3 separate regions of the Homo sapiens genome follow, and regions 2 and 3 are each linked to region 1. A link is a loop called in an ENCODE intact Hi-C map of the cell type or tissue named here. Cell type or tissue: PC-3. All regions are shown on one strand. Region 1 overlaps ARID5B (AT-rich interaction domain 5B). Region 2 overlaps RTKN2 (rhotekin 2). Region 3 overlaps ZNF365 (zinc finger protein 365).

Region 1 (8,000 bases):
ACTGTGGTAAGGTACACTAACCAGATGATTTCAGTACAGGGTGCCAGGTGCCAGGATCAAAGCATGCTTGTTTTTTGCATTTTTTCAAATTTGTTATTAATTATTTTAAGACGGAGTCTCACTCATTGCCCAGGCTGGAGTGCAGTGGCACAGTCTTAGCTCACTGCAACCTCCACCTCATGGGTTTAAGTGATTCTCCTGTCCCAGCCTCCCGAGTAGCTGCGATCACAGGCGTCTGCCACCATGCCCAGCTAATTTTTGTATTTTTTAGTAGGGACGGGGTTTCACCATGTTGGCCAGGCTGGTCTCAGTGTGAGCCACCACGACCAACCCAAAGCATACTTTGTACAGGTATTGACAAGGGTTTTCTCACCCAGCTGGAGATGAGGGAGAGTAAGGAAGCTTTTTGTTTTGTTTTGTTTTGTTTTGGCTGGGGGTGGAGACAGAGTCTCGATCTTGTCACCCAGGCTGGAGTGCAGTGGCACGATCTCGGCTCACTTCATGTTCTGCCTCCCACGGTCAAGCAATTCTCCTGCCTCAGCCTCCCAAGTAGGTGGGATTACAGGCGCCCGCCACCATGCCCATGTAATTTTTGTGTTTTTAGTAGAGACGCGGTTTCACTGTGTTGGCCAGGCTGGTCTTGAACTCCTGACCTGAGGTGATCCACCCACCTCAGCCTCCCAAAGTGCTGGGATTACGGGCGCGAGCCACTGCACCTGGCCAAGGAAGCTTTTAAGCGAGGAGTTAGGGCAGGAGGGAGAAAAGCTAAAAAAGAAAAGGTATCGATGTCAGAGGAAGCCCAGGAACAAAGGCACACAGGTATAAAGCTGTGTAATGTGCTTGGGACCTCTGAGGCATGAGTTACTGCTAGAAGGTGAGGACGATGCTCCCTAGCACAGTGGCCTGTGGTCCATTTCTTCTTGATCCCAGAGGTCCTGAGTTCCCAAAGCCCTTCCTCACCCCCAGGAGGGCTCCTTTGTTTTTTCAGCCCAGCCTAGCAAGCAGGTGGCGGTTGTTGACGCCCAATGCCAGAGCACTTTCCTGATGGCTTTGCAAGTGTTTTGCTGCTAGTACCTCACATTTGGGTCTGAGCAAACAGCTGGGAGTATGGTGCACAGAAGTCCTGCCAGAAGGACCTGCGCTTCATGCACTCCAAGTGAGCTTTCTTGCTTGTATGTTTTGGCATATGAACACAGTGGGAATGTCCTTGTCAGCTCCCATTTGACTTTATTAATTACAGTTCCTTGGAAAGTGTGTTTCAGTAACATGGTCTTGGGATGACAGGGCTCACCCTGCAGAGACCCAAATGGAGGTATTCAGGGCCCATTGAAAAACCATCTGCTGCCAAGGCTCTGCTGCTGATCTCATGCAACAGAAACCAGAGTCTGTCGCAGCTCTGCTACTCACTGGGTGACTCTGGGCGAGTGGCAGGCTCTCTGGTCCTGTCTTTTCTGATGTGGAGAATGACTAGCTGGTGCCCGAGGTTTTCCTAAAGCTATGGAATTCCATCATTTTATAAATGACTCCAATGACGAATCCTACTGGCATAACATCTATGGTTTCACCAACTCTTAGCAGTGATCTTTGGTTCCAGATTCATGTGAAAAGCCAAGAACCGCTTTCCACAATTTGTCTTGTCATGACTCTCCGGCTCCATATTTTAAGAAGCAGTCTACACTAGCCCTTGAATCTAGACTCTAATTTTTTAAGATACAAAGGAAATCATTAAGCCCCAGAATATTAGTAGAATATACGGCAATATGGATCAAGTAATCCAAAGTATTAGCAATGTTGCAAGAGGCTGTCACCTAGCAGCTCTGTATTATGTTTCCAGGCCCTCCCCCACTCATTTCCCTGAGCCCCGAGGCTGTGGTTAATAACGTCAAAAGAATGTTTTAAAATTGCCCTTCTGTTGATTCCAGAGAGTTAGGGCCCTCACATGGTTAGAGTCCTGGGCTAAGAGTCAAATTCTAAATTTAATTCCAGCCTCTATGAACATCTTAGTCCCATATTTCCTCACCATTTAGAGATGTTTCAGTTTTCCCATCTGCGAAATCGGCATAAGATGCCTTGCTCCACAGAAATACTTGTCAACAGCTTTGCCGTACACAAAGATTGGCATTGTATTGGGGCAAAATATCATTTTTCATTCCATAATAGGAATTAAACAAAAGCCCTTTGAGAACGCACCTTGTGTAAACGCCCTGTGCTTAAAAGCCTGTGAATTTCAGAGGTCAGCAAAAACCGCCCCCCTTCTTTATTATTTTTCTTAAAGCTAAACAAGGGTAACTAGGGAATTCATTTTGGAATATAAAGACATGAAAGAAAGGGTATTTCAGCTTGCACAATAGTACAAAGAAGAACAAGAGTTGTCATGTTTTGCTAAAGAACTCCCAGCTGTTTAATTTTATAGTAAAATTACTTTAAGAACTTTGCTAATTCAAAGACAAAATCAAACAACTGTTGTTGCAAAACTGAACTTCCACATTTGAGTGGAAAAGCCAATTTGAGATTAATCTGCCCCTAAAATCATATTATAAAAATACAGAGCATTTCTGTAATGCTGGTTGGAGGAGTGGCTTTTATCTGAAGAGAAGACACATAAAAGAGAAAAATGGTACATTTACTGGTAGTAAGATTTAAAAAAGTAGTTTATGTTCTCATGTACTTTGCCCTGACTTCTCCCCCAGCTTTCTCTTAAGCTCTTCAGTCTGTTTTAATACCAGGTTTGTTTGCTTTCTGGGGATGGGCCTGTTAGGCAGGAAATTGTTGAAAGGCATACAGCAGAAATTTTAAATGGTGTTTTTAAAAGATAAATACCCAATTGGGTAACTGACTATTAAATTTGGAGTTCAGAATTTTTTAAAATTTTATTTTTAGACAATATAGAAAGATAAATTCTGTACCTATACTTGGTTCTATAAGTCCCACATGTTGCCTATTGTCAGAAACAAACTGTTCCTTATTTAAAAAAAAAAAAAGAAAAGAAAAAAAGCCAGTTTTTCTTCCATATTAGGGAATTATTCAGACTTCTTTCCTTGGTTCCTATAATTCCAAACCAGTTGGAACATCAGTCTATTTTTGGTTTAAAGGAGCTTTTAAAATGTGAGCATGATTTTTTTAAGTTTCTAAATCTCATAAAAATCAATTTGCCACATATATAGCAGCTATGGTTGTAAATATAGTGAAGTCATTGTATTGCAGAAAGACAAAGTTCTAATTTCCATATTACAAACCCCACCTACCCCACCTTGTCCAATCTCCACATAAGAGGGCTGAAAATGTAAATTCTAAAACATATAAAACAACATAAGGTTGTCATTTGTGGCTGTTTCTATCCAAGATGAATGTTGTCACCTGTATTGGAGTAAACTCTTTTGTTAGTTTCTGCGGGTTTTTTTGGTCGTCCCACCGCATCCCATCGACTCACCACGAGAGGGCAATGGAGCGTTTGCTTTCAGCTAACAAAGCTAGAAATGGTTTTAATATCAGCTAAGTGTTTGAACTTGTTAAGGATTTATTTCTCCACCTTCCGATTGCCATACATGCAGCCTCCGAGTTTCCACTAACAGCGAATAATGATCCAAATAAAGTTATTCTGAGGGAAAATATAGACAGACTGGTGCAGACAAGAGCTTTTGCCCAAATAAGGATCCCTTTTGTGCAGACCCCATGTGTTAGATAACCATCAACTGACAGTTGCTCATGAGTTAATAATGTTGGATGCTGAAATATGCATACCATGTGCTATAAAAGAGTTTGGAGGACAAAGACAAATACTTCTATAGTTAGATATCAGAAACATACCAGAGGTGTGCAGATTGCTTCGTGGTACATAGGTTGAAACCGCCCAATCATTTCATCAAAATTAGTACAATATAAGTATGATACAGTAGAATGTATGATATTGATTGCATGTTTCATTGATGTTGCAGAAATTTTGGTCTAAGCCTTTCTGCATGTTACTGCCTTAAATGCTACAGCAACTACTGCCTTCTAAGAAAAGAAAATATTTCCTAAGCTTCTTTCTATAGCCACCATTGTTGCTCTTTTATTTTTACCATAGGAACCCATTTTACCATGTGTGTGCAGCCTTTTGATTGGCATGTAGTGTTTGGAGGGCTGTTAATGTCTAGTTAGGTTTCTGTGTTGCTGCTGCCACAGGAATCAAAAAGTGAGGAGGTGGAGGGAATCAGCTTTGATTTTGGCTACTATAACAAGTTGTTTGGGAGGATGGGACACAGGGCAAACTGAGCACCGGGCAGCCGCCTTCTCAGTGATGCCTGATGGTTTTTTGGTGCTAAGAATGATTGCGGAAAGAATGTTTCTCCTCCCTGCCCCCAGAGTTCAAACCTTTTTGTTCTGTTCAACTTTTCTGGGCTTATTGGAATGCCAGTCTTCAATGAATAATCTCATATTTTGTCATAAATGGGACCTGAAGCAGGTTGGCAAAGCCAATGAGGCTATGCCCCTGCATTTAGGCCTGACTGTAACTGACCTCTCTATTTATTCTCAGATGAAATGTCCAAAAAGTCAGACCATTAACTTACTCAATAGTTGGAGATTAAGAAGTGTCTACTTCCAAGCAACTAAAATCACTCCAGCTCCATTTTCTCCTATTCAGTTTGTACTGGATGATGAAAATGGCTTACATTATACCCGACCCATATTGACAGCAGGAGAGAACAAGTCATGAAATAAATAATTAGCTAGTTCCTTCCCCTCTCTCTCTCCATTCTCACTCTCTCTCTCTTTCTGTCTCTTCTCCAGTCTGTTGTCAAAGCTTAACATTTACTTTGACATCTTAGTTAAGAAAGTTAATGAAATAACATCTTCATCAGGGCCATTTAGTAGCCTTGAGTCAATGATTACCAGATTTGAATTTTACAGAAGGGAGACCTCAGCTTAAGAAAAATTTTTAGATACTATTATAACATTATATATATATATATGTGTGTAATGTGTATATATAACTATATATAACGTTTTTACATGACTACCCTCCATAACAGTGAATAAAATCTTAAATGTATTGAAACATTGAATCGTGACTTTTGCTGATTATTCTAGCTTCAGATGTTAATCTTGTTCTGTCTGCTCCTTAACACATATTTCCAAGAACATATCTATAATCATAACATTGAATTATTGACTAAACCAGCATCGCCCAAGAGAAAGATAATGTGAGCCACATGTAATTTAAAATATTCTAGTAACCACATTTTAAAAGGTAAAAAGAAACATGTGGAGTTAATTTTAATAATATATTTTATTTAACCCAGTATATTCAAAATATTATCATTTCAATATGCAATCAATATAAAATGTTATTAATGAGATATTTTACTTTTATTTTGTATTAAGTCTTGGAGATCCAGTGTGTATTTTACACTGCGGCACATCTCAATTTGGACTTGACATATAGTATTTCAGATACTCAAGGGACACGTGGCTAGCGGTGACTGTATCAGACACAGCAATTCTAAATAGTCATAGAAATGTTTTATCTTACAGTGAAAAATGTAAAGAAGCTGTAACCTCTTCTGGGTTCATTGTTAGCTTTACATTAGGGTTTCTGATGGTATCTGTGTGCTGTTTCTCTATAGTGTAACAAACCCTCCCTCCAATTGAGTGATCACTCTAGCTTGCCCCACGGCTTATAATCTGCCCTTAGTTAACATGTCACCAGGTATTATCAACCTTGTTGCTGCCTCTCCACGCCCACTCCAGGCCCCAAAGCTCTTCTCATTCTGTACCCTCACCCCACCCTGCTCCAAGACACACGCTCTTCTATACAATCTGTGAGTTTGCATGAGGTTCTTGGTACCACAGAAGAGTTTTTAAAGTCATTTTCCAGTATCTTGGCTCCGGTACCTGCACAAACAAATGAAGCTCAGAGACCACTGAGGTACTTAGTTGGGGATGGTGCTGGTGCCCTCATAGGGAGGAAGGGTGAGAGGGATTTGCCTGAACAAAGAAAAATGTCTCCGAATCTCAGACAACCAAAAATAGTCATCTTTTTACTTTTAAGTAAAAGACTATCCTACTATTCACATTATTCTTTCTGAAAGGTATAAAAGCACAAAGTGAGTGAAAAGCCCCCTTTCTGTACAAATTCCTTTTTGGATCTTTTTAAAAGAATTGGGAGCCTATCACTTGATAACTGTTTCTTATGTGTATGTCTTTTAAATATTAAAATGTATCCCATGACATACTCATCCAAGTATGTCATAAGTTAAATATCTCCATGTTAATCCACATACACACCAAAACAAAAACAAAAACAATCCATCTCTTTTACTTATTTCCAAGTGGGGAATGTTTTCTGTAGAGAGGTAGCAAATCAGTTATCCTCAATGATGAAATGGAATATCTCATTTCCAAACCTGGAGAAATGGCTGAACAAGAATGTCCTGTTTATAAATGAGTTTAAAAACTGTTCTGATATTTACTGCTCTTACAAGGCTATTCAGTACAAAAATGTTGCTTTCACTTCTGTGCTGTCATGTTCAATAGTAACACCAAAGAACATATCAATCATAGACTAGAACGAGCAGATTTATTGATTGTAACAAAAAGAAAAAAGAGAGAGACAAAAAATTAACTCTCTTTGTTTAAGAGGTTCTATCTGTACAACCTTCAGAAATTGTGGAAATCAAAATGTCCTTAAAACACATTTCCAGAGCAGATCCTTAAACAGCCTTAAGAAAAAAAGACAATTATCTTGTTAATATTATATTTGTATTATATAGAACCATACCAAGAAAGACTAAATCTGTATTTATAGAAGAGTTTTCAAAAAATGAAAACAGGAGCTATTTCAAAGTCATAAGAAAAAAACACATAGTATAGCATTGAAACAACATGCTTATTCTCATTGTAATAGCTTCTGTGCATGATCTCCATTGAGAGAGGAGCCTGGGGCCTGGAAATGGCTCGTGGACACCTGGCATCTGGAGAGATGAATAGGAGAAAGGAGTTGCCAGGTAAATGTGAAAGTGGGAGTTTGAGCCTTGATGGCATTTTGAGAGTCCACTTTTGGTTTTACTGAATTTGTGACTTGACAGGACCTTGCAGCTAGCTGGTGGGTGGCATGGGCTGAGAAAACAGACCCTTTGCGTGCAGTATCAGCTCCTAGATAGCACCACCGCCACACCCTTAGGTGTGAGCTAAGTCCTAAGATGTCCGCTCTGCCCTGATGTCTCTTTATAGAATATGTGGAATTCTGGCTGTGCGTCGTGGCTCACGCCTGTGGTCCCAGCACTTTGGGAGGACGAGGCGGTTGGATCACGAGGTCAGGAGATCGAAACCATCCTGGCTAACACGGTGAAACCCCGTCTCTACTAAAAATACAAAAAAAAAATTAGCTGGGCTTGGTGGCGGGCGCCTGTAGTCCCAGCTACTCGGGAGGCCGAGGCAGGAGGATGGTGTGAACCTGGGAGGTGGAGCATGCAGTGAGCCAAGATCGCGTCACTGCATTCCAACCTGGGTGAAAGAGCGAGAGTCTGTCCCAAAAAAAAAAAAAAAAAAAGAATATATGGAATTCCAAGACAAAGGATTCTTTCCATAGGCTCCTGATCCTCAGGAAAACCTAGGCTGTGGTCTTGTCCATGCTATGGTATATAGACCCCATTATCCCAAAGATGCATAGGCTCTTGCACAGCAGCCATGAGCTACCACGTCCACTTCTTACAAGGGGACCCTCCACCAAGAATGGTTTCCCCTGGAGGATATTGCAGACAGCCAAATAGACCAGAGAGAAGGTGAGAGTTGGAAAGGTCTGGCATAGATTTCAATCTCTTTTCCTATTTCCAGAATTCTCCCCTTAGAGAGTCAATCCTCTGAAAAGCCAGACTGTCTCCTCACTCCTAGATTCAGCTCCCAGATTTTCCCCTTGTTTCTCAAGCAGTAGTGAAAAGCATCTATAATCCCTTTCTTCTTTGCCAGTGTGTTTGTGGACACCCCTATTATACAGACTTCTAGAACATTTTTATATTACG
Region 2 (8,000 bases), 160 kb after region 1:
CAGATTTATGTTAGATATATGGGAGGCAGGTCAAACCATGCTTCATCTCCATAGTCTCTAATGATTGGTTCTACTCACCGGAATTCACGTGAGCTTAAGAATAGGCTGTCTTTTAATTTATAAGCCCCAATAGTGCCAAATATAGAGTTCAAGAGACAATGAACAATAAGTATTTGGATACACTTTTAGGTATTTCCTAAACTTTTATGCACTGTGAGCCTAACATGTTCACATCAAGCAAGAAATGAAAATAGGAGAGGGGTTATAAGTGACTAAGTTACTGTGTGTGTGTTGGGTCTCTATCAGCTGTATCCTCTTCCCTCTTCATACACGTGTTACATACTATATGTCAACCTATAGAAACAAGGCAGGAACTTAAGTATTAGGTCCTAGACTATGTGTTACATGCATTACCTTATTTAATAAACACAACTATATTATAAGGTTTTTTTTTATCTTAAACATTAAAATAAAAAACCCAAATGAGGTTAAAAAAAAAAAGCCCCAAATCATATAGCTAAGTCATGACAGAGCTAGAATTTAACCCAAGTCTAACTCCAGAGTCCGTAGTCAACTACCATGCAGTATATGACCCAGAGCAAGTCTTCCACTCTTGTGTGTGTTAAGGGGGGCTACTGAGAGAATATGGTAATGATTAATTTATATAAAATATTTAACACAGTATAGTATCTTACACATATTACCCAATAAGCTGTACTCACTCTCATTACAGTATACTATGACAGGGTTAAATGTCAATAAAACATGCTTTCTGCCCTTGAAAAATCTGATAAGATGTGGTGGGTAGCCTGCTAAAATAGCACTCCAGTGGCTCTAATTCAATGGCTCTTTACCCATGAAGACGATGAGATATCACACCCATCATTACATTGCATGCAAAAGTGATTTCCGAATCAGCTGACCTGGAATTACTCAAAAGGGAAATTATCGTGGTGGGCATTCCTCATTTAATCATATGAGCCCTTTAAAAGCAAAGCACTTTCTTCAATTGGGAGCAGCTGAAATAGTCAGAGATTTGAAGCATGAGGGAGGCTTGATGCACTGTTGCTGACTTTGAAGACCGAAGGGGCTACTAGCAAGGGCCGGAGCACAGTTTCTAGGAGCTAAGAGTGACCCCTAGCCAACAGCTAGTCCTACAAGCACAGGAACTGAGAGTGAAGTACCTAGTAGGGCATGGCAGGTTGGAGCTGGGTTGTAATGGTTTCTGTAAACTATGGAAGGGGATTTGAAATTTTTATTCTGCTCCATTGGAAGCATATTTTAAAAGAATTTTTTAAAACTAACTGAAAATACCTGAAGAATCTAACACACTATGTGTATGAGTATGTATGTATGTATGTTATATCTATAGTATTATATTTTATATACATAAAACACACATTTTAATATTTGAGGTAAGTGAATAATTCCTCTTACTACTATTCTCCCTGTTAATATAAAATTATAAAATTGCTACAACTAATTCAGTTAAATGTTTATTAAGATTAAGTTCTACAAAAATGCATCCATTCATAATTTTGAGTAGATAAACAAAATATAAAAATATTTTTAAGCAAGACACCAAAAAGTATTCATTTTCAACAAAACAATTTATTTTGATATCTTGAACCATCTGACATAATTATGTATATACAAGATCTTTTCAATCTACCTCTCCTTTAGTAGTTACATTAAGAGATTACCATGTCTCAAGAGCAAACTGCTGGAATTTAAAACACAATTTTCCATAAGATCTGGAATGATCTTTTCTAATTATTAAACGTGTCAGCATTAGTATTTTCTCCCATACTCAGATAAAGAAAAATGTTTGTTAAAATTTCTGTAACTTTTTTTGTTGTTAATTGAATGTAAAGGTAGTTTGTTTCTCTAAGCACATTGATTAGTAGGCCTCTCTCTGTAAAGTATTTTTTTAATTTTAAATATTTCTGATCACACTACAGATTTAGAAATAAAATGCTGAAATAATCCAACTGAGCCAGGATTGCTCATTTCTCTCCCCCACTCTGAGGCGCTCTGCAGGAATAAAGTACTGAGGGAGGTACATTAAAATAAGGAGACTCCTTGTGGCTAGTAGCGACTGAATATCCTACGTACCTAATTTACTGCAGTGGCTTAAGCTCTGGGGAAATTCTGGATCACTAAACTAAAAGTAAGGTTATGTCAATGGATTTTTAAAAGAGTATACTTTAAGAAGGATTATATGTAAACATTTTAATAATGTTAATTATACCATGGCTTATCAGAATGTTAGTCTTATAATAATTAGCACCAGCTACTTGGTATGTCTTTTTCTGATTAAACTGATTCCACCACACTGTCTACTTCAATCAGTCTAGTCTAGAGGAGCACTTAAAGAGAAAAAGTTAGAAAACGTCTTCATGAATCAGTTCTTTTAATGTACAGAAGTTTCAATTACATGACTTGGGCTCGCTTACCAAATACCTTTGGTACTTTAAAAAATGTATGTCCATGATATAATACTTTTTAATCCAAAAGTCTGACCCATATTAAAAAATAAAAATTATAAACAAAGCCAATTACACAAGCATGTCAGAAAATCAACACACCCTAATATATTTTCAAATGATGACTTGTCTTTTAAAAACCCAAAGGTAACATCTTTCCCAGAGTTAACTAAGAACATCTATGATCCAGAATATGCAGATTTCATTTAACTATTAATAGCAATGAAGCAGTTGCACACAAACATGTAAACATATGTAAACATTTAAAAATAGTGATGCCTTTGAAATGTAAGGGGAAAATGTCAACTTTACATTATAATTTAAGACTAACAGTGAAGATGGCTACTAGAATATAAATGGTCATCAGTTAAAGTTTAATTACTATTCAATAATTCACTCTTTAACAAGAAAATGAGTTTTGATAAATTCAGACCACAGGGACAGATATTTTTCTTGCAGAGCAGTTCTTGCTCATGGTGCAATGCAGTACTCTGTCCATGTAGTATAGTTGTGCCTCATTCGTGGTAACACAGGTGATTACATTCAAATGGCATTTAACATAAATTGCACCAAACTGCCCTATAATTTCATTTTGGACTGAATTAATTAACTTCTCAGTAGGGGGCTGAGGTGCTGAACATAAGCCTAAAGAAATACTTGACTGCTTAACCTACCTTACGTGAGGTATCTCTAATTCAAGACAGCTTCCATTTTTAATAAATAGTAGCAGGTAAAATGCATTTAGTAAGATCCCAAAGGGTAAAGATAAGGCATTTATAATAAATGGATTTAGTTTTCCACATATATTCACATCCATTTAAAAGAAGTCAGGGGGCACTGCAGACAGTTAAGGAGGATTTAACAAAACTCAGCAAGAGTTGGCACGCCTGATATTTTTGAAAGACTATTTACCTTAGGAGGTGTGCATTTAGAATTTTAAAAATGCCTTCTTTGCCCTTGCAAGATATTAAAATACAAAAGTTACCACTTAGTAGCAATTAAAAATAATACTATCTTAATGCTGACTACGTAATTTATATCCCAGAGCTTGAAATGTAAAGGTAATTGTCTAAGACATTATCTTTAGATCATCAGAATTATCATATCATAAAATATCTATTCTGTTTCCCCAATTATATTATCAAGAGCTGACAGCTAACTCTTTGTTTCAAGTTTATAGTCTTCATATATCAAGAAACAAATTAAAAGGACAAACAAGGAATGTGAAAGCTCATAAAAAGCTGAAGCAGCTTTCATATTACATGGCATATTTATTTGTCATAAACTTCTGGTTTAAGAAATGAGAAAACAAACAATTCTTTTGAAACACTCTTTGACACAGTGCTTAACTATTTTTAGATTTTTTTTTTAAACTGTAAAGGAAGGGAGGAAGGAGAGACAGAAGGAAAGTGGGAAAAGGGGATGAGACAGAGAGAGAGGACAGGGGGCCAGAGAAAGAAACAAAGACAAAAAGGAAGGAAGGAGGGAAGGAGGGAAGGAGAGACGGACAGAGGGAATGAAGGAAGGAAGGAAGGAAGGAAGGAAGGAAGGAAGGAAGGAAGGAAGGAAGGAAGGAAGGAAGGAAACCAACTCTGTATTATAACTACACTCCTTAGGTAAGGGGTAAATTAGCATTTCAGGAGCTGAAGACACCAGACCCATTTCAAAGACTTGTAACATACAGTAAGCTGGGCCCCCCAGAAAGAGACCGAATAATTTGGTGGGGAGGGGGTGGTGGTCCTTGCTCAGGCTTTTAAATGGTTCTAGGTAAAAAGGGCTTCAGTCCTGTTTCAAAGTTCTACTCTGAGGGCACAACTGCTAGGTAATTTCTGTATGAATACTTTCTTTTTCTTATACACCTTAAGTCCTTCCTGCTGTTATCTGCATGAGGAAAAATGACAAGAATATAATCTGGAAGTTTTAATACTGATTTGTAATAAAGGAAGGCATCAACTAGGAAAAAAAAAAGAATGCTTAGATGCCAGCTTCAAAACAATTTTCCCTGCAGCATCTTCTAGCTCAATAATTTAGTGGCAATGACAGTCACAAATGCTGTCAAAAACAGCAATGAAGTTTTAAAAAATAACCCAAAAATTCAAACAATAATATCCTTTAGATTTTTAATGTCATTTATTGAAATGGCAATCATAACAGAAACTTATGAGAGCCTTCTAGTTAGAAAAAATAAGTTTACTTTTTAAGGTTTCCATACATGTGATGATCTCTACATGCTATCAAGCAGGCATATAGTACTTTCTTCTCACCAAAAACTCTGTCTGTCCTGATGTTACCAGTCACAAGAAACCTTTTGTTATCATTACTCCCTCAAGATTCAATTCTTACTAGGAGTCCTGGGCAAACACAAAAGTGTCCTGGCAGTTACATCATTCTCTATAAATGGAAAAGACCCCGCTATCTGAAAATAATGAAAGGCTCCATTTAAATTAATGTGGTTTTTTGGTCAAGTGTTCATTTTGTTTTGTAATAATGTAGTTCTGATCCAAATAGAGTTCTTGCTAGCTTTAAAAAGATCTCAAGAGATTATACACAGGGCAGCAATTTAATTCTTAAATTTTTATTTCTTGCAATGACATTTAGGGTTCAGTGTGATTTGAGATTTTTAGTGCTGTTGCTGACACCTTATGGAAACTGTTTTATTTGGAAATTCTAATTAGATTTTTAAAACTGTTCTGCTCTTGTTTACAAAAAGCATTATTATAAAAAATGGATTTTTTGTTCCTTTAAGGTATTTTTCTGCTATTTATTCCTCACTTGACTTTATAATCCTGTTTGGGTCACTATGATTAGTTGCTATGGAAATTACCTCCTATGGAAATGATTCCAATGTCACTGTTGTAAGAATATGACATTTAATGAAAAATACCACTAGCAGACATCAACTCTTACTAGGAAAAGGAAATCTAATTAAAATTTTAAAAAAGAATTCTGAAAATTATTTACCATGGCCAACTTTTCTGATATTTTTGAATCTCTCATCTTCTTTTTAAATAAGTATTAAATGAATTTTAAGGTGTTGATCAGCTACTCACTTCCCTAAATTCCAAAGTCACAATGGAAATTAGCACCACACACAGAAAATTGAATGTAAAGAGCATTTCATCTACCATTTCTCTAAACTAGTAAGTGTTATGCTTCATTTATGAAAGTTAATGTCAACAGTATTTCAGGGCTCATCAAGGAAACAAGTTTGAATAGCACATTACAAATTCCCTTTAAAGATGAAGAATTTAATATTCTAAAATTTATCCCAGGAATTTAAAAGGTCAGGCCTATAAACTAGTGAGTTAAACAATAGATGAGAGCCAGTGAACCATTAGATGAGAATTCCAGAATGCTAAGAAAATTTTCTTGGGTGGATTCTATAATTTGTGGTTTGAATAAAACCTTTGAAACATTCCATTAGTATTAAAATTCTCACAATGAGAATATGGTTCATATTTAACACATTTTAAATTACTAGACAGTCTCTCCCCAAAAGAAATTTTAATGCTTTATTCTGCCTAGGGCTTATTCACTGCCTGGTACTAATTCAGGAATAAATTAACCCTTCCAACAATTAGGATATTGTCTAGAAACTGCCTCTTGCACACTGCTGGAGAAATCACTTACATTCTGCAAATCAGGAGTAAAAGAGAAATCCACTTCTTCATTATAAAATGTTTTTCTATACCTAATAGCTTATTAATTATTGGTATAAATCACTATATTTACCTATATAATTACACATTATTCTATAATGCCTCTGAATTAAGCTTCACAGTTATAGATTTTGTTAAATGTTTTATCATTAAGAGTTTTCTATACTTGTGCCTGCAGCCATGATCTAGGGTCCAGAATGTCTTTGATGGATTTCTGCCTTGGAGCTGGCACTGGCTTGGCTTCAAAATTGGTTTTAGTGTCTGTGTGCTCACCATCACTTAATCTATTTCTCCTGGCAGGCAGAAGTTTTCGAGGAGCAGCCATTGGTTTCTGTAAGTGATGCATTAGAGTTGATAGTTTGGTATCCAAAGACGATGTCTGAGATACACTTGTTTTTCCCCAGTTGTCCTTAACCAATTGATCTGTGTTACTCTGTGATTTTAAGCTGAATGGAAGTTTATCAGAAGGAGGAAGGGGAGCTTGTCTCTTTTTCCCTTTTTCATCATGTAATGGCTCACTTGCAGGATACAGTACCTTTTTCTGGATGACCATTTGATGGTTACCATCAAAGAGTGTGGCCCAAGGAGGTGGTAAGGATTCTTCATGCTGACCAATAAGGAACTGCCCATTTGTCTCTTCAATTTTTTTTTGTATTATATCCGTTAAACTTTCAAGTTTCATAGGTGAATCAATGCCTATAATAATTTTAAGAAAAAAAAACATGAAAAAATTCAAAAGCAGTATGTACTTTATCTAAATAAGTTCTTTTCCAAACTAGTATGCTATATACAATGGTCATCAAAGACTATGATAAGGAAAACGTTCACTTGTAAAAATAACCACACCATCAGAACTAAAAAGATCATGCGCTGCACTAATCATACATTATATATGTAAACATACACATAATACATAGTATATAAAACATATATAACATACATATAATTTACATAATACATACACATGTATAAATATATTCCTATATAAATTAGCAAAATCCATCTTTCAAAGAAGTGGAGTTATATGAGTTTTCTAAAAAATTCTATAGATTAAGTATTTATGAGATAACATTTCCTGGATTTAAAACCTTATTCTGACTGCTAGGTAAGAGATTTCCTTTTTTACAAAAGCTAGATATATATTAGGATGACTGCATTTGGATGAGTATTCTTTCCTGTAGACCAGCAAAGTCTCTGTTAAAAGGGAAAATGCTTAAAACCAAAAACCCAGGAAAACAGAGTAAAGCCCTCATACCACTTTGGTAATAAGGGTGGTGGGTGAAACTTTCCTTGGCAAAAATAAAAGAACAGAGATAAATCTCTATTAAATAAATTACTGGTATTTTAAAATGTGTGAACCCAAATGTATCATTTTTAACCTGACATTTTAAAGTGAATGTAAGTACAGGTACATTAGTGGCAAATTAAACAGAATTTAGACTGACTTGCACTTGTTCACAACATTATTTACTGAGGCAACAGCACAAAAATAAACACCCTTCAAGGTGTGGGAAATTGAATATTAGTGGGTCTAGAAATTTAAAATTTTCCAAAGTATTAAACTTAACCAATTTCTTTTTTCTGGCTAGAGATGAAAGCTTCCATTCATTAGTATGCATCTATCAACACTACTTGGAAACAAATTTAATAAAATACAGAAAAAAAATTACTGAACATGATTACATTTTAGAATGTGCAAATGTTTATTTTCAGAATTTTCATCAGCTACTCAGCTAATATTTATTTTCAGTGCACCTTTACTCATTTTAAGCCTTAAATTTTTTGTCTGATCTTAAGCATTCAGACTATGAAAAAACGTGTATTCATTATTTTGTATTAATTCATCTATTAAACA
Region 3 (8,000 bases), 340 kb after region 1:
TTGTCTGTGCCATCAATGAGACAGCAAGACCAACCCTTCTGTTTCTCCTCCTCCTTTACAATGATCCATTTCCATTTAATGAGAAGTAAATATATTTTCCTTATGATTATCTTAATAACATTTTCTTTAGCTTACTTTAAGAATACAGATATGTAATACATGTAATATACAAAATCTGTGTTAATCATTTGTTTATGTTATCAGTAAGGCTTCTGGTTAGCAGTAGGCTATTAGGAGTTAAGTGTTTGGAGAGTCAAAAGTTATACTTGGATTTTCAACTGCATAGGAGATTGGTTCACCTAATCCCTGCATTGTTCAGGGGTCAACTATTTTGCACTTTTGTACTGGTCAGTCTCATTGTAAACCCGTAGAAGGTATCTGTAGGTTTTGGAGTGCAAACCCAAGAAAGAAGTTGCTCATTGTCTTGACAAAGTCAGTGTGATTTTAAAAGTTCTAGTGAAACAGGTATTTACTTATTGAAGAGTATTCAGAGCTGGTGGGTAGTGCTGTCTGTAATCAGGTAAATCAATCCTGGAAACCTTGCTTTAAGGTATCCCTTAACAAGAAAGGATGGACTTAGTAGCTAATTTGCTGGCTGAGTTGGTCCTGTGGGGTCTGGAAAATTTGAGTATAATAAAAGTAACACAAAATTTACATATACACTTTTCTGCAATATGTTTTGAAAAGTCCTGATTGAACATCTGTAATGTGCCCAGTGCTGTGTGAGGTGTGTGGGGGGGAACATAAAATGCTTGCTGTCTTTCCCTAAGGTGTTTGTGTTCTGTATAGGAAGAATAAGGGATACTCAGGAACATGCAAGGGGAGTTTTGAGAAGTGCCTCAATATAAGCCACAGTTTCAAGTTGGTAATACATTAGAGAACAGATTTTTATGTGTGGAGAGGCCACACTGAGGAAATGAGGAGGAAAGGCAGAATTTGCATTGATGGCCAGAAGAGAGTGACCTTGAAGGGGCGGCAGGGAGGGCTGCTAGAGATGGCCCCTGAGTAGACCAGGTGATTTCTGATTTGAGAACCAGAAGGTTGCCCCTGTTTCCTGCTGGATAACACACTCATTTTATACATGCAGAAAATAAGGCCTAGAGCAGGGGAATGACTTGCCCAAGGATAGAGATTTAGTAGCAACGCTGAACCTGGAATCCAATTTCCCTGTCTCTCTGCTGAGTGTTTTTTCCATTAGTTCACTGTGTCCCAGCCAGACTCCTGAAAATGTGATTTTTTTTTCCCCCAAAGCGTCAAGACTTATGTAATACTGAGTGTGGCCCATTTTGGATGGGCTTGCTTCTTTGCTATTTTGAGAGGGCTGCCATGGTGACATCATTTATTTTTCTGATGTGATTAAAGAAAATGTCAGCTGGCATCTGAGGTGTTGGGAGGCAGGGGAAGGGTGGCATCATCAGTGTGGTCATGATATTAAGCTTCCAGAACACCCAGCCCAGGGCTTTTCACTTGACTCTCAGATGTCCTTGCTTAATCGGGGTAGGGCTTTTGCCACTGCTAGGCTTTGATCACAATGAGAGGACTCTTTGTGATTCCATCTCTAATTTCCATCCTACTCCCTTGCAGGCAGTGACACGTAGAATCTGTTTCCCTTTGTCCTTCATCATTTGCCTCGTTCCAGCCTAAAGCCATGCAGAAGACAAATCTTTATTGAGTGTTTGCTGAGCAGCAGATACTGATCTAGGTTCCGACCATGGGATGGTAAACCAAAGGCATCCAGTTCCTGCCTTCATGGACTTTATAAACCAGAAGGGAAATTTGACATTAAACAGGTCATTAGGGTGTATGACAAATGAGACATAGAGGGGGTGGCCTGAGCTAGGTAATGCCCATTTAGGTTTTTTTCCAGAGCTGACCTTGGAATGCTGGCCTTTAAAAGGCAAATCTGATTTGGTAACTTGCTTTGCACAACCAAATCCTCTTGCTATTTAATTCATTCCCATTTTTTGATCAGCTAAAGCAGCGACTAAGCAATGTAGTGTCCAGACTGATTCATAGCTAGAAAGCAGGCCAAGAAAAAATCACATTGGATATAGAGGTCAGCGGGGTGGAGAAGGGTCTGTTTGCTCCACATTGTTGGTTCGTGCATATAAATGGGGTCCTCTCTTTTCAGGATGTGTTCCTTGCAGACTTAGAAACTCATATAGAATAAATGACGTGTCAAGCATATCCTCTCAGGGTTGGCACATGGTAAAATTCGGAAACCCAGGAAAGTTTTCAATTTCTATCTCTGCATATTCTCTTTTCTCCACTCCCCTGCCTCCTATCACATCCCCACTCTAGGCCCTTGGGACTCAGAATATAGTATTAGTCAACTTACAACCAATGAGAATAGTTTGATTTTCTCATTAGCGTTAAGGGCCAACAAGAGTAGAGATGGGCCATGCCTTAAGACGTGCAGTTGTTGCAGATTCAGGCCTGTGGTGCCGGAAAGAGAGCGCAGGAGCCGACTCCATGCTATGGGTTTGCAGCCAAGCTCCCTGTGCTCGGAGGTGGTCGACTCCTGCTTTGGGATTTGCCTTGTGGTTGACGTTATGGTCTGTCTGAGGTGCTCTGTGATCAATAGCTAGACTATTTTTAGCTGGAGGTATTTTTACCGTTTCATATTCCTCTGAAGAGGTTCATAAATCAGTCATGTAAAGTGAAATTTAAATAAGTTGGTAGAGCTTCGCCTTTGGGAGGAGAAGCTGATGTTAAAGTGTTTAAGAATAGAAGAGAGGCATCAGTTTTAGATCCCACCCCCTACTCCTGTAGGAGGTACCCGTAGGTTACTCATTGGTTTTATGCCCCAGTACTTGTCTGGAAAAAGGAAAAAAGAAACTTAAGGATCTCTGTGTTGGTTAATGATTTTCGAGTAGAGATATAGTTGCACATTTCATGCATTCAGCAGAAATGCATTAATCCTGTATTGTGTGCTGGGCTCAGGTTAGGTACAGGGGGTACTTGCAGACAGTGAAGGAGCACACAAGGTCCCTGAACTCACTGATTTTATGGTCAAATGGGGAAATGGCACACTGGTTCATTGTGATGTGCATGGTGATAAGGTACAAACTTCTGTGGAAAACACAGTAGGCCATGTCATGTACACCTGGGCATGTGTCTGAGAATACTCCCTGGCAAGAGAGTCTGAGGTTAGAGGAATAGTTAATTGATAATTAATTGTGGGGGCTTGGGAAGAGGAGGAGGAATGACCCTGGCAGAGGGAACAGCATATCCAAAAGTAAGTGTGGCTCAGTGCAAAAATGAAGGAAGTTAAAATAGACATAAGAAATGGTTTGTTGATAGTAGATTATAATACATGATAGGATCAACGTGTTGTCACTCATTAAAATGCATAGTTCAATGCCTGTGCAAAATTGCAGTGAGCACCACAGTGCGTGAACGCATATTTCCATTACTCTCTGCACATGCTTCTAGGGTGTATTGGTCACATGATAGCATGTCTTTGATTTTTCTGAATTAACCTGTCTTTAACCCATCTCAGAAGAAGTAACTGAGAGGATTCCATCTGTAAAAAATGAAATAATATTATCTATTTTTCAGACCATATGGTCATCCTGTAAATTAATGAACGCATGTGTGAATGGATATAACTGAAGGTTTGGCTCTCTGGAAAGGGCTTTTTCCCTCATTGCTCCTCTTCTACTGTGTTGGTTTCTGGATACCTATCCATCTGACAGATTTCCAGATCTGGAAATCATTCTGCATAATAATGAGCTTCAAGGTCAGTTTCTTATATTGTACTGGTATTTTTTTTTTTAGTGTCAAATATTGCTTTAAATAAGCATGTTTTCTACTGAAGCCTAAAACCTCTGATTTAATAATATTTGGCCTTTTTTTTTTTTTTTAAATAAAGAAGAAGTCGAAGATGGGGCCGGAAGTGGCTTAGAACCAGTTAAATTTCCCCAACACTGGTCTGCACCCACACCCTGATTGAGTTTCACTCAGGTTGGCCCTTATCTTCTCATCTGGCCTTCCAGCTTTCACACTGTATTCTGAGTCACAGGGTTGAGAACCAGAAATAAAACCACACAAGTCTTCTACTGTTCTGTCCGATAGCATCATATTATTCTTCTTCTTAGTCACTTTTAACTAGCTTTGTAATTACGTGTTTATTTCGGTATTTCCTTCTTTCATTGTTTGACTCTCTCACTACATGTATCCATTATATGCTAACGTAAATAACATATTTTTATGAAAAATAACTGTTTTCCCAAAAATAATTTAGTGAAAAGAGCGGTATTGTTTTAAAAGTTTATGTGTGGCTTCATAGAAGGCAGCTGGACTTTGGTAGTTCCACATTCAGTCTGTTGCAAATTTGTTGTTTTGGTTGAAACAGATGAAGAAAATCTAGTCTCCCACAGATACATAGTAGGAAATGGAGGGGTATTTTAATAGCCTTCTCAGATAATCATGGATATTTTGCTTTGATGCTGTGCCAAATGTGACAGTTGGTAGTTTCTTAAAGAGTCATTGCAATGTGGGATCTGAAACCATATCAGTGAACATTTTGTACTTTCTTACGTTGAAATCTATTGGTCTGTCTTGCACTTTGAATGGATATTTTATTGTTTGGAGTGTAATTATGAAAGAGGTTACAAATGCAATGTGTTTAACCCCTTTTCTTTTCCATTCAGAAAAACCCCAAGATTCTTTGGGGAAATAAGAGGTGGTTCTGGATATTCATCCAGACTGAACAGGATGTGAATGAACGGTGGATCTGAGATGTACACACATGATATTCCACAATTAGTCACTTGGTTTTGATCCCTTTTTCATCTAACAAAGATACCCTACACAATCTCAGTATGATGAACTTCTCCAGTCTTTCTCTTGTGTTTAACCTGTCTTTTAAAACAAAATCATAGGATACCATCAAGCTTGTTTTAACTGTTTTTTTCCACCCTAGTTGATGTAATACATCTACAAACTGAAATTAGGTTAGCAGTTTGTGCCAGGTTGGTTGAAAAATACAGAAGGTATTAACTTCTCAGCTTCAGGGCACAAGATAATTGGTTGAGAGAAGTTAGAAAAAAGATCCTTCTTTTCTGTGACATGGCATAACATTCCAGGAGCGTATTAAAATTAATATTAAAAATTAATATCAGCATTAATATTAATTTTTAAAAGTTTCATGTAGAAACAGTGGCAAAATATGTGATTGAAAAATACAGCCACAATCATAAAAGGTGTTGCATTCAAATTTGTTCTCTTGCTTTTGTGATGCTAATCCCCTGAGATTAAGCCATCAAATGTTGCTGTCTTCGCATATGCTAGACTGTATAGCATGAAAGCCCTGGAATGGTAAATGTGCACAGAGATAAATGACAGGAAAAAAATATACTGGATATTGACAGTAGTTGCTTCTGAGTGGTGGGATTTTGGGTCATTTTTAGTTTCTTCCTTGTCCTTTATAAACATTAATTACAACAAATACTTATTCAATATTGTGTGTCAAACACAAATGTGTTGAGTGCTGGACTTAGAACAGAGAACAAAAGCTGATTCTGTCCCTGCCCAGTTGAATCCTCCAAAAGGTCAATTTTTATATTTTCCTTAATATATGTGAACCATTTCCATAATAAGATGTAGGAAATATTGACCGAAATGAATTTTTAAAAATGGTACTTTTTTTTTTAACTTTTGGTTGTTTGCCCTGTAAGTACAGTTTGGAGACAGTTGCATCATTCAGTTATCCTAAATATCTCCCAGGAAATCTCTACAACAGGCTTGTAGAAATTTGGATTCTCAGACTCCAAATGAATTGAAGCCTTAATGTTGGAAATAAGAAGTAGTAACCATTTTCCTGTGGTGTATTTCCAGAATACTCCATCCCAAAGGACCTAAACCATAAGCAAGAACCATGAAAGGGCTGGGGATGCATTCACATGGGCCCGCCACTCGTTTGCTGCTAGTTAAAGTTTGTGGCTCATGTAGGAAGCAGATCAAAGTGAATGACGGTAGAGCTTAAAAATTGGCTTGTGTTCATGGCCTGAATAATGAAGACCTTGAAAAGTACACATCTTCTATTGAGGGCTAATATGGAAACATCTGGAAATAAACTTGAAACTTGACGATGAAAAAAATTCTTTTCCAGAAGGACTCTTATTTCTTGTGTGTGGATATTTCTTAGCTACTGAAAGATGATGGAATTATTATGGAATTAGGGTTTATGTTTGATCCTGGTTGGGAAACTAGAAAAAACAGGGGCTGGTATCACTAGCATTTCTTTGAGTGAATCATTATTAGAGCCAGCCTGTTGTCTGTTTTTATACATATGTAATTCCCAAAGTTTTGTAAGGATGTGTGATTCTATAGGAAGTGTCAGAAAAGTTTCAGTATGGCCATGTGTGGCGTAATGTATTTGTGAGAGAAAAATCATGACTAATTGTAAAAGTGGCACACTGACTATTAGTACAGAAGAAAAGAGCTGGAGGTCACTACCAGCTATTTTGCAAAGATCTTATGTAAAACTCTGACTTCCTGAGCTAGACTTCCCTGAAGTTCTACTCCCAAGAGAATTACAGAGCTCAGTGGAAAATAAAGATCAAGTGGAGGTTGAGAAGATGTAGAGAAGCCAATGAATTTAATTAACTGTCTAGAACAACTGAATGAGGTTGGATTAACAAAAATTAGCATTCACGAATCAAAATTGAAAGAGCCTGAAAGGACAGAAAGTAGAGTCTTTAGAATCTTGTGTAAGTTGAACATGGCAAAAACAGTGAGAGGCCATTCCTTGAAGACTGAGAGAGATTTTGGAGACATGTAAAGGAAATACTACCCAACGGACAGTAAAATTATGGAACTCATTAGCTCCCCTGGGACTTGCAGAACATACAAGGGTGATGACTAAAAGGATATTCATGGCTTCTTATTAAGTGAAGACAATAGGGTAGAGAGAACTCTGGCAATATACACCTATTCATAGTGGTGATTACTGGGTCCTTGGCCTAGGAAAGAGGGTTGGAGAGAGGGGAATTGAGAGTTGAGAGCAAGGTAGGAAAAGAAGGAAAACCGTGTATGTGTGCTTGGGTGGGTGTGTTTGGGGATGAGTTTGATGTTCATGAGGATGGCTACCAAGATAATGGTGGTGGTCTCAGGATAATGGAGTTTCAGGTGATCTTTCCTTTTTTATATTTCTAATGGGTTATTTGAATTTTTTAAATAAAGAGCTTATTTATAAATCAGAAAAAAATACTATTTTCATATTTCCATTAAAAATGAAAGCAAAATATAAGATGGTAATAAAGTTATTAGAATTTTTCTGGATTTGTAATCTACTTGTGAATTATGTAGATAAAGGAGTAGTTGAAGTATTTTGCTCAGCTTCTTAGGGGAGGGCAACCCATGCATTGCTTCTCTTATGTCAGCATTAGAATAGTTTTCCCGGTGGTCTTTGGGTTGACCTCGTGGTAGCTGTATGGGCTGTTTTGTTCTAAGCTCTAAGCTAAAAAATATACTGTTGGACAAGATGACTCATTTGATGTGCTGTTTTGGTGCTCAGCTCGGCCTCTTGCTCCTATACTTTCTCTCCCTGTAGAGTTTTCTCTCCCAATCGCCAGACTTTAAAAATCCAAGTCAGAGCTTGTCTTAAAAGCAATACATCCAATGGTTTCCCATCTCATTTGTAATAAAACCAGAAGTCTCACAGTGACCTGTGAGGTCCTACCTAGCTCCCTCCTCCATGTAGACCCCCTTGCTGTACCTCAGACCCATCTGCTGTCCCTGGTTTGCTCTTCCTAAACACCTGCATGGCTTCTTCCACAGGTCTCTGTTCAAATGTCACCCCATTCAAAAGGTCGTTTCTAACTTTGCTTTTTAAAATATTATTCACTCCTTTCCTTCCTCTGTCACTGTCCCCTTGCACCCAGTTTCAATTTTCTTAGCACTTATGACCATCTGACATATATTTATTTGTTTGTTTTATAGTGACTATCTTCCTCTATTAAAATACAGTCTGTAAATGTAATCACAAAGAGGTG

The links. A loop is a pair of places that touch in the nucleus more often than their neighbours do. Peaks named below come from ENCODE experiments on the same cell type or tissue, not always from the same donor. Only the 100,000 strongest peaks of a DNase experiment are listed, where the experiment ranks them.
Region 2: it touches region 1 in a loop (5-fold over the local background); 24 of 110 quality-filtered maps call a loop at or near these places.
Region 3: it touches region 1 in a loop (3-fold over the local background); 12 of 110 quality-filtered maps call a loop at or near these places.

The regions. Positions count from the first base shown.
Region 1 is chr10:62,035,403-62,043,402 of GRCh38, forward strand. All of the region lies in intron 4 of ARID5B (AT-rich interaction domain 5B), which reads left to right. Among named protein-coding and RNA genes, the nearest start is that of ARID5B, 140 kb to the left of the region's middle. RefSeq lists an enhancer at 5,777-5,836. In PC-3, CTCF peaks have their summits at 1,949, 2,149, 3,415 (motif pointing right) and 3,629; DNase peaks (open chromatin) are centred at 1,509, 1,869, 2,729 and 3,429; H3K4me3 peaks cover 2,537 bases; H3K27ac peaks cover 3,205 bases.
Region 2 is chr10:62,191,603-62,199,602 of GRCh38, forward strand. RTKN2 (rhotekin 2) reads right to left here. Exons shown (of 12, transcript NM_145307.4): 12 at 1,484-6,841. The coding sequence ends at 6,306. Among named protein-coding and RNA genes, the nearest start is that of LINC02621, 64 kb to the right of the region's middle. In PC-3, no CTCF peak of the experiment used is centred here; no DNase peak of the experiment used is centred here.
Region 3 is chr10:62,380,257-62,388,256 of GRCh38, forward strand. All of the region lies in intron 2 of ZNF365 (zinc finger protein 365), which reads left to right. Among named protein-coding and RNA genes, the nearest start is that of ZNF365, 9.9 kb to the left of the region's middle. RefSeq lists an enhancer at 3,360-4,559. In PC-3, no CTCF peak of the experiment used is centred here; DNase peaks (open chromatin) are centred at 325, 1,745, 4,015, 4,735 and 1 weaker place; H3K4me3 peaks cover 2,872 bases; H3K27ac peaks cover 7,623 bases.